Linked DNA regions of Homo sapiens: region 2 is linked to region 1. The links are chromatin contacts, found by Hi-C or POLR2A ChIA-PET in ENCODE. All regions are on one chromosome and are shown on one strand. Each heading gives the region's core, a stretch centred on a gene start or an enhancer-like site at or near the end of the contact. The rest is flanking DNA. Distances are from core to core; before and after follow the strand shown.

Region 1 (6,647 bases), core at 3,242-5,741:
ATGTATTCTCCTACAGTTCTGGAGGTCTGAAGGACAAAATCAACCTCACTAGACTCAAGTCAAACATCAGTAGGGCTGCGTTCTTGCTGAAAACAGTGGAGAGAATCTGTTTCCTTGCCTCTCCCGGCTTCCAAAGGCCGCCTGCTTTCCCTGGCTCCTGGCTCCTTCCTTGCCTCCAGCACATCTCCTACTCTGGACTGACCCTCCTGCCTCCCCTTCGCAAGGACCCTTGCGATTCCGTGGGCCCACCTTAATAATCCAGGATAATCTCCTCATCTCAAAATCCTTAACTTGACCATATCGGCAAAGTCCCTTTGTAAGGTAAGATTCACAGGTTCTAGGAATGAGATCATAGACATCTTTGGTGGGGGTGGGGGAGGCATTATTCAGCCTAGAAGAGTCCATTTCTGTTGCTTGCAACTAAAGAATTCTGATTGATATGTCAAAAGTCACAAACCCAACCCCAAACTCTAAAGATACTGCATTTTGGCTGAAAGCAGTGGCTCACAACTGTAATCCCAGCACTTTGGGAGGCTGAGATGGGCAGATTGCTTGAGCTCAGGAGTTTGAGACCAGCCTGGGCAACATGGTGAAACCGTCTCTACAAAAAATACAAAAATTAGCTGAGCTTGGTGGTTCATACCTGTGGTCCCAGCTACTCAAGAGGCTGAGGTGAGAGAATCACTTGAGCCCAGGTGACAAAGGCTGCTGTGAACCATGATCATGCCACTGCACTCCTGCCTGGGCAACAAAGTGAGACCCTTTCTCAAAAACAAAAAAAAAAATTATTTTTTATTTGAATTAGAAAGTCTTAGGAGTGGTTTGAACCCCACAGTTCACTGAAGCCCTGAGACTTATTTTTGCCTACCTACCTAGTTGTTTAAGTTACCTGCCTAGCACCTGAGAGCACATTGGTTGCCATCCTATAACAGGTGTGCAGCTACGGGTTCCAAAAATTAGCCCGATGTCACTACCCGAATGCTTTAGGACGTGGCAGATGGATGTAGTGGGATCAGTGCCCCTCCTGGCAGCTCCAGCCAGACCCTCAGCTGAGCTTTGTAGGGGCAGCTGTGTCTTAATGGGAGGATGAAGGAACAGGAACAGGTGGAAGGAAGGAAGGAAGGAAAGAAGGGAGGGAGGGAGGAAGGGTAGATGAATGGATGGGTGGACAGATGGATAGAGGAGGATGGATGGATAAGGGAATCGATGGATGGATAGACAGATGGATAGAAAGAAAAGATTATCCAGTATTTACCAGAATGAGGCCTCAGAAGTAACAAAGCTATGGAAGAAAAAGCAAATACGATGTGTTTATGTTATACGCAGGAGTAAAAGGAGGTGGCAACTTTGCTGGTTTGGTCTGTGATTGAAACAAAAATTCTCTTGAAAACAAACCTCCAGTCAGTTTTGCTTCTGCAAAGCGAACAGGCTTATAACCTCATTACAAAGATAGTCCATGTCACCCACTCTCAGCCTCCCGGGCCATTCAGAAGATTTGGTCCAATGAACAAAGAACCTAGATAGGAAAGCGGCAGCAGGAAGAGGACAGAACCAAACCCTCTCAAAAAGCTATAAAAAAAAGCTCCAAGTTCAGGGAGGAAAAGTAATCATCCTGTAATTTGCTGTTCACTAATGGAATCTATTAATTTATAGCCACAAAAGAATCAGCTAATTTGTGGTTAATGGTGTTTAAAAGATAAACAACATAGATTAAATCTATGGAGCCCAACCCAGGTTCACCAGAATCTGTCTGCACAGAAAGCTCTGGATGGGGGAGAGATGAGCCCAGCCCCAGGCTGCGGTGGACAGTGGCGCTCAGAGGTCTGCTGGGAGCAAAAAGAGATTTGGGTGAAACAGGTAAGCCCGTCCTCCAAGGTACCACATGTAGTCCCAGAGGAGGCTTATTTACTCCATAGGTTTCCTGTAAAATTGCAAATCCTCTCCTCCCTGACACAACACCATCCCTGCTCTCTCCTGCAGGGACCACCCCACCCCACTGCAGCAGTCTCCCTAACCTGCCACATTCCTTCCCACCTCTGGCCCTTGCACTTCCTGCACATGTAGCTGGACGGCCTTTTTTTTTTTTCTTTCTTTCCTGGGAAAAATAATCCAGATTATGGAGAGTTAACTTACTGAATGTCCCCTTGGAGAAGAGGCATTTCACATAACCACATCTCAGAGATTCCTGAACATCTCCCGTGAGACTGCTCCTATCCCATTCTCAGCCCCATTTTACTGGTCAGAAAACTGAGGGCTAGAAAGGTGAAGCAGCTGGCCCAAAGCTTCACTGTACATGTGGGGTGGGTCTGAGATTTGAATCCATGTCTTTCTGCTTCCAGAATCTGAGGGCTAGACCAGCATTTCCCAAAACTTACTTTTTTTTTTTTTTTTTTTTGAGATGGAGTCTTGCTCTGTCACCAAGGCTGGAGTGCAGGGTCGGGACCGCTGTTCACTGCAACCTCCGCCTCCTGGGTTCAAGTGATTCTCCTGCCTCAACCTCCCGAGTAGCTGAGATTACAGGCATGCGCCACCATGCCTGGCTAATGTTTGTATTTTTAGTAGAGATGGGGTTTCACCATGTTGGCCAGGCTGGTCTCGAACTCCTGACCTTAAGCAATCCGCCCGTCTTGACCTCCCAAAGTGCTGAGATTACAGCCGTGAGCAACTGCGCCCAGCCTTACTCATTCTCATAACAACATTTTTGCCATGTCTGCTACCACCTATATGTATGATATTTGTTTAAATGGACTCCCTGCCACTTTTATTTTTTGTTAATTTTAGTTTCATCCTGAACAATGTTATCCAGGTCTGATAAGTTAATAACATAGTTGCTTCTAACATAAACTTGGAATAAATACCTGACTACTAAGATAAACATGTGCCTGTGTCCTGCCTTATAATCTTATAAACCTCAGTGGTTCAAGAACTACACACATTTTAACCACACATCCCAAAAAGTCATAATCACACGGTGTGTGTCCCGCTCACCATAGCCTGCATGCACTATCAAGTTCTAGCCTCTGTCAACCTTCTCCTGATATAAGCCACCCTTGAAAATGCACTGGGCCAGGCGTGGCGGCTCACGCCTGTAATCCCAACACTTTGGGAGGCCAAGGCGGGCAAATCACGAGGTCAGGAGTTCGAGACCAGCCTGGCCAACATGGTGAAACCCCATCTCTACTAAAAATACAAAAAATTAGCTGGATGTGGTGGCAGACACCTGTAATCCCAGCTACTGGGGAGGCTGATGCAGGAGAATCACTTGAACCCAGAAGGCAAAGTTTGCAGTGAGCTGAGATCAGGCCACTGCATTCCAGCCCAGGTAACAGTGAAAGACTCTGTCTCAAAAAAAAAAAAAAGAAAGAAAGAAGAAAGAAGAAAGAAAAGAAAGAAAGGAAGGAAGGAAAGAAAGGAAGGAAAGAAAGAAAATGTATCAAAAGCCCTCCTTTTTCCTGAAGGCCTCTTGACTCCTCCAGCCCAAAAGCGCCCCTCCCTTTGTTGACAGCTAGAAAATTCATGCCATGAGCAAGCCACAAAAAGACAGGATAAAAAACAGGATGTGGCTTTTGTTTCTTCAAGTAGACTGGAAGATCTTGGAGGATTATAAAAAAAAATGAAAACAAAACAATTCCTATACCTTGAAGTCTAAGCTCTGGGAAACAGAGATGGACGCACACAGCAGGTGCTCAATAAAGCCTGGGGGAAATGATGGATGTGGACACAGTACAGAGAGGGGGCCAGGCAGCACTTTCATGGCTAGGTTGGGGCCGGCCTGAATCATCCTTCCTCCTTTGCTAACAAGGGTCAAAACTTCACCTGGGGATGCTCCCTCCCTTCCCACAGCCCAGGGCTCCAGGATGGGCCTGGGACACAGCCTGCCCAGTCCATGCAGAAAATCCCCCTAGCTATTCCCATTGGTTCAGAAAGCGGGTCTGTTACCCAAACCTGGCTGAGGGAGTCAGGCCCAGCATTTTTGTTCAAATGGATGAGGATGGAGCAGCTCTTTCTTGCCAGCTTGAACCTGGGAGCCGTGGGCCTGGAAACACTGTCACCTTCCTGCTCCCACAGGGAGCCTGGGAGTTAGAACCCTTGTGGAAGAGGCAGAGACATAAGAGAGGGCAGGGCTTGGCAATGTGATTTGAGATCCTGGATCAAGACATTCCTGAAACAAGTTCTACCCTTGGATTTTTTTAGACAAACTTTTTTTTCTTGGCGTAAGCCTTTTTGAGTTGGGTTTTCTGTTACTTAGGCCCAAAAACACCCTGGAGGAACCCCTGACTAGGAGCCAGGGAAGCAGACTCAATTGTATCTGGGGTCTAAATGACCCTGGGTGAGTCATTTCATCTCACATGACCCTGCCCCAAAGAGGCCTTCCCTGACCATTCTTTCAACAGCAGCTTCCATCCCTCCCTACCGCTCACTTCCTTGTCCAGCCCCATCATTGCACAATATCACATTCCATATTCATGACCTTGTTTGCTAGTACTCTGCCTCCCTCACTGCGGTGTCCTCAGAACTCAGAATAAGGCTGGCATGCAGACACCTTCTGTAAATATTTGTTGCAGGATCTTGCCTCGGTTTCTGCAGCTGTAAAATGGGAGAGCAGTGCTGCGTTGTCCTCAGTAGCCTGCCATCAGGGCTGCATTCACTTCCTCCTTTCATTGCTGCCACCCAGGCCTCCGGGAACGTGGCACAAGGTCTCACCCAAAGGCGCTGGAGTGCCTCCCAGAAAACTACCTTTCCCACAGAGTAGAAAGTTTTATGATTTTCCTCCATTTCTTCCTCTGCCTACACAATCTCATTGACTAGAAAGTCCCTCTTGATGTCTAACCCAATATTTCATGCTGCAACCAAAGTCTATTTATGTGCATCTTTTCTGAGTTCTGGAGTTCAGCAGCTGGAGTGCTGACTTCCAGACATTCCCAGCCAAGTAAGAACACAAAAGAACCAGTTTAAAGTGAGAAGAAATCCAGTGAGAAAATAAAAATTCCTTTACCTAGGAGATGCCCTCATTTCCTTCCCATGACCAGCTTCTGACTCGTCAGAAAGCTCTTTACTTGTCTCCACACCTATGAACACAGCTCTTCCAGAGATGTGGGTACAGAAGATGAGAGTAAAATAAATAAACTATCTGTTTAATCATTCTTATTGCCAAAACAACGGCTGAGCCAAAATACCGAGGCTCTGATTCATCCCAACTGACGTCCGTTCTAGGGAGGAGGCAGGAGGCAGGGAAGTAAGAATTTTTAAACCCGTTTTCCAGATGAATTCAGAGGAGGCTGGGACGTTCCACAGCGCCAACCCCACAGTAAGCAACAGAAGCGAACCACTTTCTCTTTGTGGTCGAGGATCTGTCTTCTCTTCATTTAAATAGGGCAGAATTCAGTGGCTCGCACCTGTAATCCCAGCACTTTGGGAGGCTGAGGCAGGTAGATCACTTGAGGTCAGGAGTTCGAGACCAGCCTGGCCAACATGGTGAAACCCTGTCTCTACTAAAAATACACAAAATTAGCCGGGTGTGGTAGTGGCGCCTGTAATCCCAGCTACGCAGGAGCCTGAGGCAGGAGAATCACTTGAACCAGAAGGTGCAAGTTGCAGTGAGCCGAGATTGCGCCACCGCGCTCCAGCCTGGGCGACAGAGCAAGATTCCATCTAAAAAATAAATAAATAAAAATAAAAATAGGCCGTCGTTGTGGCTCACGCCTGTAATCCCAGCACTTTGGGAGGCTGAGGCAGGTGGATCACCTGAGGTCAAGAGTTCAAGACCAGCCTGGCCAATATGGTGAAACCCCGTCTCTACAAAAAATACAAAAATTAGCCAGGCTCAGTGGCAGACACCTGTAGTCCCGGCTACTCAAGAGGCTGAGGCAGGAGAATCGCTTGAACGTGGGAGGTGGAGGTCACAGTGAGCTGACATTGCGCCACCACACTCCAGCTTGGGTGACAGAGGGAGACTCCATCTCAAAAATAATAATAACAATAAAAATAAAAATAAAAATAAATGGGGCAGAATTCAAAGGAAGATACACAGTACCTAGGATGCAGATTTCATCATTCATTCACTCACTCATTCATTCATTCAAGAAAATGAAAAGCCTCGACTGAGCACCTTCCCTGTGCCCCAAGCTGGCTGTCTTCCCAAGTCACCTTGCACCTTCCCCACCCCTCTGGGGGAGGAAAGTCAGGAATCATCCACCCATTGGCTGAGTCGGGAGGCTGAATGACGTAATTGTTGAAAACATTGTTCCTAGTCTGTTCTTTGTCTTTTAATTTTATTTGTGGTGTTTCTTGACGTCCAGGGATTGTTAATGTTCATATAGTCAAATCTTTATGTCTTTCCTTTGAGGACTCTGGCCTGAGATACCTAGAAAGGGCTCCATGGGGAGTAACATTTAGAGCCATATTTAAGGCCATACGTCATGAGCAGTCAGGGGGTCCAAGGAGGCGATCCTGGCTCATTCGTTCATTTTACAAATGAAGAAACTGAGGCTCCATGGTGAGTAGGCAGCCCTGCCAGAGTCCAGGATTCTACCCAGGGCTCTTTCTGCACATAATGAGTTGCTCAGAGACCCTTATAAAAGTTAAGAAAAGACAGAGGGCTCTCCACCTCCCAGGCTGCATTGCCGAGTGACTGACACAGCTTCTGT
Region 2 (7,659 bases), core at 2,486-4,985, 39 kb before region 1:
TCATAATCTGCCCACCTTGGCCTCCCAAAGTGCTGGGATTACAGGTGTGGGCCATGGCACCCGGCACCCCCCTTTCCCTTTTCAGGCTTCTCAGCTAAAGCTCTTTCCTCCTAGCACCCTGTCTCCCCACACAAAGGAGGAGACTCCCCTCTACCTCTTCTGCTCAGTCTGTGGACACAGATGTGTCTTTCCGTAGATCAAACACACGTTCCCTCTGCATCTTCATTACAATTGCTATAGAAGAAGCAGTCAGATACCTTTAAGTACTCTAACAGGAATGTTTAGAAGATTATTTTCTAACACATTTTAATATGTCTATGGTATTCTATCGACCAGGTAATTTTAAGAACAAAACAAAGTATTTTGCTGGAAATGCAGCACCCAGGAATGAGAGAGGTTTTTTAATCTGAAGGCGTTTTCATTCGAATGGGAACAATAAGTGCCTCTTTGGAAACTGTTCTCCATCCCAGCGCTCAGCTCTCTTCTAATTAGCACCGAATAACAAAAGTATAACAGTAGCACCTCTCCTCCCAACTTTTCTAACAGCCTGTCAGAGACAGGACAGTGTGAAAAACAGCTCGATTTATGAGCGACTTTGTCATTTTTTTCTGTTTAAAATAAAATGTGCCCACCCTGGGGGAAAGAAAAAAGTCCCTGAGGATTTAACTGCAGACAAATGAGCCCGGGGTGGAAACCGGAAGGTGTGGGGGTGGGGAGGGAGGTGTCAGGCAAGGGGCGGGGGGCGGGTCACCTCTTGGATGTGCTGAGAAAATTCTCACTGGCTGTGTGACCTTGGACGGGTACCTTCCTTCGTGGAGGAAGCTTCCTCCTCTGGAGCGAAAGGAGGATGGATGCAGGGATGTGTGGAGAAATGGAAACCTATCACGCCTCTCTGTGGCAGGCATGATAGGACAGTTCTAAGCGTGTTACCTGCTTTGCTCCAGTTAACGCTCATTCCGCCCTATGAGGGAGGCCCTGGTGTGTTCCCCGCCTTAATCACAATGTCAACAGCAGACCTGAGGCTCCGACCCTGCCCTGTAATCCTGCCGCCGATGCTGCTGAGACAGGAGGTCACTTCAGCAGTGGCAGATGCCCTGAGGAGGCTGAGAGATGCAGCCCCACACTGAGCTTTCTGTTGCTTTGGGTTCTTCAGAAACTAACATCATCTTAAATATTATTCATTCATTCAACACTCATGTACTAAGGTCTTATTTGATGCCTTATTTGCATTGAGTAGAAACCTGGGGGTTCAAAACAGGTAAGACAAGGTGCCTGCCCTCCAGGGACGGAAGCCAGATGTGTAAATAACTCATTCATTCGACAAATATTTATTGAGCATCTACTATGTGCTCAATCTAGGGGCTGAGGACATGGCAGTGAGTGAGGATTAAGATCCTGTCTCTATGGCGCTCACACGGTGGCAGGGTTAGCAAGTGGGCAGGTCACTGTGGATGGTGATAGTAGCCCCAAGTGAAATAAAGCATGGGAGCATGATAGGAAGGGCAGCTGCTGGGACGATGAGGGAGGGCCTCCTGGAAGAGGTGGCATGGGAATGTGGATCTGAATAGCAAGGAACGAGCCACAAGCAGAACTTGGAGAGGGTGTTCCAGAAAGGGTAAACGCCCTGAGGTGGGAGCTGGGTTTGGGGGTACCCAGCTTGGAATTAGTCACCGTGCAAAGGTGGCTGGATGCAGAAAAGGGGGAATCACTGCAGTGATCGTTCATGAAGAGCTTCTCAAGGAGGAGGGTCTTGCTTGTTTTTTTTTGCATCCCATAATGCCCTTTGTCAATTTGCCCATGCGTCTTTCCTTCTGTATAGCCGCCCATCCACCCCTTTATTTAGTCGTTCTGATTCCAGCTCCCCAGGCGTCTGGTTTACCCACGAGGAAACCAATGTGAGGGAAGATGTGGCCTCTGAACCTGAAGACATTGTAGTTCCATTGAAGAAATAACAGCAGCAGAATGTTACAATCCTACTCAACGTTTACTGAACACTTAGAGTGGGCAAGGCGTGGGGAAACCATCTCACACGTGAATCAGCTGGGCTGCTTGTGCCTTGTGTGGCATAGACCCCCAACTCCAACCGATTTGGGTAAAGAGAGAATGCATTGGTTTAGGCACAGAAAAGTCCAGAGGAGGAGATGGCTTTGGGTACAGCTCCATCAAAAATCAACCCTGTCTCAGCTGTGCTTGGCTGGGTGGCAGCCGCTCTGATCTTACAGCTTCCAGGCTCAGTTGCGGGGATCAGGACAGGAGCCTCTCTCTTAAAGTCCCAGCAAAAGCCACATTGTCTCTCATTGGCTCTGCTCAGGTCACATGGCCTCCCTCAGCCAATCCCTGTCTCTAGAGAAATATGATTCTCTGATTGGTCAAGAGCCAAGGGTGCGGCCCCCACCCACCTCCCACACTGGAGTCCAAATGGGAAGGAGCGAGCGACCCCCCGAGAGGCTCGGGCTTGGACAGGGCAGGGACTGACGGACTCGGGCATTCACCTGCACAGTGGCAGCTCACTCTCATTGGATCCTTTTATTGATGAAAGGGGACAGACATCATGATCCCATTTTACACTGAAGAAAGAAAGCTTGAGGAATTTAAACGGCCAAGAATGGGGTGGACCAGAAACTAGACTTGTTGTTTCTCCTAAGTCAGTGGCTCTCCTATGTCTTTTGCAGTAGAATTGCCACATTTAGCAAATAACAATACAGGGTGACCAGTTGAATTTGAATTTCACATAAACACCAAATCCTGTCTTACTATAAGTGTGCTCCAAAGTATGTAAGATACAAGACAGAAGAAAAGTATTTGTTGTTTATCTGAAATTCAAATGTAACTGAGCATCTGTATTTCGTCATTCAACTCTACTCGCGGGGGATATTCAGCAATATCTGGAAACGTTTTCTATTGTCCCAAGTTGGGGAGGGGAGGGTGCCCCTGGCATTGAGGACGTTGCTACACATCCTGCTCTGCACAGGGCGGCCCCCGCAGCAGAGAATTCTCCTGCTCCAGTTGTCACTGTTGCCCGTAAGTGCTACGATCACCATGTATAGCTCTAGCATGGAAGACAGAAAGGCAACGGGCAAAGCAGCCCCACGCCGGTGGCCTTGCGTTTGCTGTGTGCATGCAACAATTCATGAGGCGCTGAGCAAACCCCCGCCGCATCATGAATGGGGCCTTCAGTTGAATTATTTGGGTTTCAATTTGGAAACGCTCAAAGGAAGCTAACGAGAATCTTTGAACTGGGCTTAGGCATCCACACCCAGGCAGGCTGAGATAAATCGGATCTGCTGATACTCACTGGAGAAAGGAGAACATTCAAAGGGAATTTTAAAAGTTGTGCCTTTCTATTTGTTGTCGACATCTCCAAGAGACGGCTCTGAAATGAATCACCCTCTGCTGAGGAACGTGCCCCGACCTCTCCCTCCTGGGCTCATCACAAGCCCCTGTGTCAGCACCAGGCAGTGGATATGCTCAGCCTTGTCCCAGGCCGGGCGGGCGGGGGCAGGCGGCAGGTGAGGAGGATGAGGATGGTCGGGCCCTCCCTTCCAGACGAACCCACCTGGCCAGCTTTGCTTTGGGGAAGAACAAGGGAGCCGATCTTTTAGGCTGGGCTGGTGAGTATCACTCTCTCAAGGGCTGGAGAACTATTTATCATGTCTTCCATCAGACTTACTAATTTTGCCTGGTGTTTCACAATGCACAAAAGCCTCGTGTTGTAACTGGGGCTGTGACACAAGGTTTCAAACCCACAGAGCCATCCCTGATTTGCTAAGCAAACTTTTATGAGTTTGGATTCTGTTTTGTTTTGTGCTGGTTAGGTTGTATCTGGGGAGAGAGGGGATGGAGGGACATACTGGTTTTGTGTGCACATGTTGCATAGATGTAGCTTTCGTCTTTGAAGTTTAAGACCAGTTGTAAATTCCTTGAAGTTCGTCCTATTTCCTTTTATATGAGCGTGTTAACAAGCTTTGGAAAACTGACAGAGCTTACAGGAAAGCATAGCTGGGTTGCTCCCTGAGCCGGGGCTTTAATTCAAACCAGAACCGGGGCCGGAGCACTGTGGCCCGGCTGGTGTTTACAAATGCAGCAGGAAGAGCCCGCTGCACAGTGATGAAGCCATCAACCTCAGATGCTTTCTGTAGACAAAGCCCCAGTTGGGATTAATTAAGAAAGGAAATGCCGCAATACTCCAAATCACTTCTCTAGTGGAAATCTTTGCACCAGATGAAACTCAACAATAAAAATGGAAGAAGAAAAAAGCAAAAAAATGAAAACACCTCCCAGAAATGTGTTGAACGGACACTTAGGTTTTTGTCAGTGAGGGCAGCCGAGGAAATCAGCTTCCAGTTCCTTGCACTGGAATCATGTGACATTTTCTACATACCCAGGAAGGAGAAGGCACCGGATAGGAGGCAAAGCTCTCCACTCCCAATTGGAAGCAGACCTTCTCATCCAAGAATACACTCTGAGCTCCCTCATCAAAAGCACTTTGGTGGGAGAGAATCAAGGTGCAGAATCTCCGTGCCATATGACAAGTCTAAAGGAAGGGCATTCTCAGCTGAAGACCATGTGACCAGCTGACATGTCAGGGGGGATTTAAGAAAAAACGTGGTCCCACTCATGGTTTGTCTTGGGTGCACGGTGAGTCTGACGGTATCTGGGGACAGATACATATGAAAGTGAAATACTTGGCATAAGCTGTGGAAATTAAAGGTAAAATTTTTTATTTTTATTTTTTAGAAATGGGATCTTGCTCTGTTGCCCAGGCTGGTGTGCAGTGGTGCGATCACAGCTCTCTGCAGCCTTGACCTCCTGGGCTCAAGTGACCTCCTGCCTCAGCCTCTCGAGTAGCTAGGACTACAAGTGTGAGCCGCTGCACCCAGCCTAGGTCAAAATTTAAGGGAGGCATGAAACATGGATCCCACAAGATTTGCCTGACTCCACTTGACAGTCGGTCTGCTCCAATCCGCTGTCTCTTGGACACTTGCTCTTCTCTCCAGAGGCCATCTGGGTTGGAGGAGAGAAAGGCCCCCTGCCTTCCTGAGAATGGTCCATGCACCCCACCTAGCCCCGCTCTGCCACAAAGTGCCATTGTGCTGCTCTTTGTCCCCCAGCTGTGAATTACATTCAGTGTACCTCCCACACATCAGTGAGGGCCTCGGGGCAACCTGGTTGATTTTTATTTTGATGAGATTTCAGGAAAAATAAATAAGTAAAATGTAAATCCTGTTGGCGAACATATACTTTCCATACAGCCCATCTTAGCCAAGCACATGCTGAGTCTCATGAACCCTTGGACATTTTGATTGTTACTAAAATTCCATGTGCACCTGGTTATAGGGCCAAAATATTCCACCAGAAATATAAACAATGGCAGAGGAGAGTCAAGCTCATTGGAACCATCTTGTTGAACAGGGACCTCATCTGGGAGAAAGCTGTGGGACTGGAAGTATCTGTGTGACAATGTGTGTCTCTAGCAGAGGAGGACTTCATGTTCAGGCGAGCAGTTCCCTTTGTAATGGCTTCTACCCTGAGGATCAGGAGCGAGTGGTTCAAGGCTTGGGCCCCCGAGTTGGACAGCTCTGAATGGAGCCCAGACCTTCCCTTACTGGCTGGGTAACAAGTAACTTTCCCTGGGTCTCTCATGTAAAAAAGTAGTGGTGACAAAATTTACCTTGAACATCATTTTGAGGACTAAGGGAGGGCGTGTGTGGGCCCCTCTCTGGGTTGGCCACGGAGGGAGTGTTTGGTAAATGGCAGCCACTCCAAAGCAAGCCATTGGATGGCTGCATAGTGACAGCATCCACAGATGCTGGTCAAATGAGACTTTCTAAGGCTGGGCACAGTGGCTCATGCCTGTAATCCCAGCACTTTGGGAGACTGAGGTGGGTGGATCGCTTGAAGCCAGAAGTTCGAAACCAGCCTGGCCAACATGGTAAAACCCCGTCTCTACTAAAAATACAAAAATTAGCTGGGCGTGGTGGTGCACGCCTGTAGTCCCAGCTACTCAGGAGGCTGAGGCAGAAGAATCATTGATCCCCAGAGGCAGAGGCTGCAGTGAGCTGAGACCATGCCACTGCACTCCAGCCTGGGCAACAAAGTGAGACTCTGTCTCAAAACAAAAACAAACAAACAAGGAAAAAAAAAACAAAACAAAAAAACAAAATCAGACTTTCTAGAAATAATGCCATTTTTATGTGCCCAGAAACCTGAGAGTATTCTAGTTCTTCCATGCTGTTGCCTCTGAATTATGAATCAAGGGAGATGAATATGGTACCTATTTAGGCAAAATGATTCTGAAGCAGACAACTGGACTTCCTCTACCTTCCCCCAGCACATCATGGGGTTGCTTTTTCACCACGTGTGTCTATGTGTTTGAAATATAGTTATTGAAAATAGATATTGTAAAAGCCTTGCACATGCATAGAAAAAACTCAACATTGACTAGTAGTGTAGAAGATCCCCTCCCAATACTTATTTCCCCTCCCAGGTCTTGTTTTCACTGCAAACACCCAAGGTAACTCTTATGATGCAAAGGGCATCTTTTCAGACCCTGTCTGTACTTAAAGAAACACACACACAACTTTGTTTTACAAAAGTGAGATCACTGTTTTCATTCAATCATACATCTTGAACAACCCTCACATCCATCCGTAGACTCTACCTCATTTGAAAAATAGATTGTAATTCTAATTTTTTTATTTATACACATATTTTTAAAGAGTTGGGGTCTTCCTCTGTCTCCCAGGCTGGAGTGCAGTGGTGCAATCACAGCTCACTGCAGCCTCGACCTCCCTGCCTCAGGCAATCCTCCCACCTCAGCCTCCCAAGTAGCTGGGACTACAGGTGTGCCCCACCATACTAGGCTAATTATTTTTTAATTTTACTTTTTGTGGAGACAGGGTCTTGTTATGTTGCTCAGGCTGGTCTCAGATTCCTGGCCTCAAGCAGTCCTCCTGCCTCAGCCTCCCGAAGTGCTGGAATTACAGGCGCCTGGCTAAATTATAATTTTTAGATCAGTTTTGGATTTACAGAAAAATTACAAAGATAGTACCGGGAGTTCCCATGTACTCCACACTCAATGTCTCCTATTATTAACAACTTCCATCAGTATGGCACGTTTACTATAACTAATGAACCAATATTGATATATCATTATTCACTAAAGCTGTACCTTATTCAGATTTCCCTGGTTCTTTTTTTTTTTTTTTTTTTCTTTTTCAAATGGAGTTTCACTCTTGTTGCCCAGGCTGGAGTGCAATGGTGCGATCTCGGCTCACTGCAACCTCCGCCTCCTGGGTTCAAGTGATTCTCCTGCCTCAGCCTCCTGAGTAACTGGGATTACAGACATGTGCCACCACGTCTGGCTAATTTTGTATTTTTAATAGAGATGAGGTTTCTCCATGTTGGTCAGGCTGGTCTCGAACTCCTGACCTCAGGTGATCCGGCTGTCTTGGCCTCCCAAAGTGCTGGGATTACAGGCGTGAGCCACCGCGCCCAGCATCCCTGGTTCTTATCTAATGCCCTTTCTCTGTCCAGGATCCCATCCAGAATCCCACATGACATTTGGTCATCACATCTTCTTAGGCGCCTTTGGGCCGTGACAGTTTCTCACACTTTCCTTTTTTTTTTTTTTTTAATGATCTTGACAGTTTTGATGAG

What was found. Hi-C counts contacts between places; a loop is a spot of excess contacts on that map. ChIA-PET counts read pairs that join two places held with the same protein, here RNA polymerase II (POLR2A). Pooled maps may share reads with other maps.
Region 2: a loop to region 1 is called in a map of transverse colon, with 9 times the contacts of the local background. The contact joins two enhancer-like sites. A Hi-C loop is called at or near these places in 3 of 168 maps with a recorded cell type or tissue (mammary epithelial cell, sigmoid colon and transverse colon) and 4 of 50 pooled maps. POLR2A ChIA-PET finds 5 or more read pairs at or near these places in 4 of 52 experiments (BJ, MCF 10A, Panc1 and 1 more).

The regions. Positions count from the first base shown.
Region 1 is chr20:56,786,280-56,792,926 of GRCh38, reverse strand. No RefSeq gene overlaps it. Among named protein-coding and RNA genes, the nearest start is that of TFAP2C, 160 kb to the right of the region's middle. RefSeq lists enhancers at 3,048-3,806, 3,807-4,566. Within about 2 kb of position 4,491, at least 10 of the 41 ENCODE cell types and tissues checked have a DNase peak (open chromatin) inside an H3K27ac peak, as active enhancers do; they include mammary epithelial cell and transverse colon, where a contact is called at or near this core.
Region 2 is chr20:56,823,252-56,830,910 of GRCh38, reverse strand. No RefSeq gene overlaps it. Among named protein-coding and RNA genes, the nearest start is that of TFAP2C, 200 kb to the right of the region's middle. Within about 2 kb of position 3,735, at least 5 of the 41 ENCODE cell types and tissues checked have a DNase peak (open chromatin) inside an H3K27ac peak, as active enhancers do; they include mammary epithelial cell and transverse colon, where a contact is called at or near this core.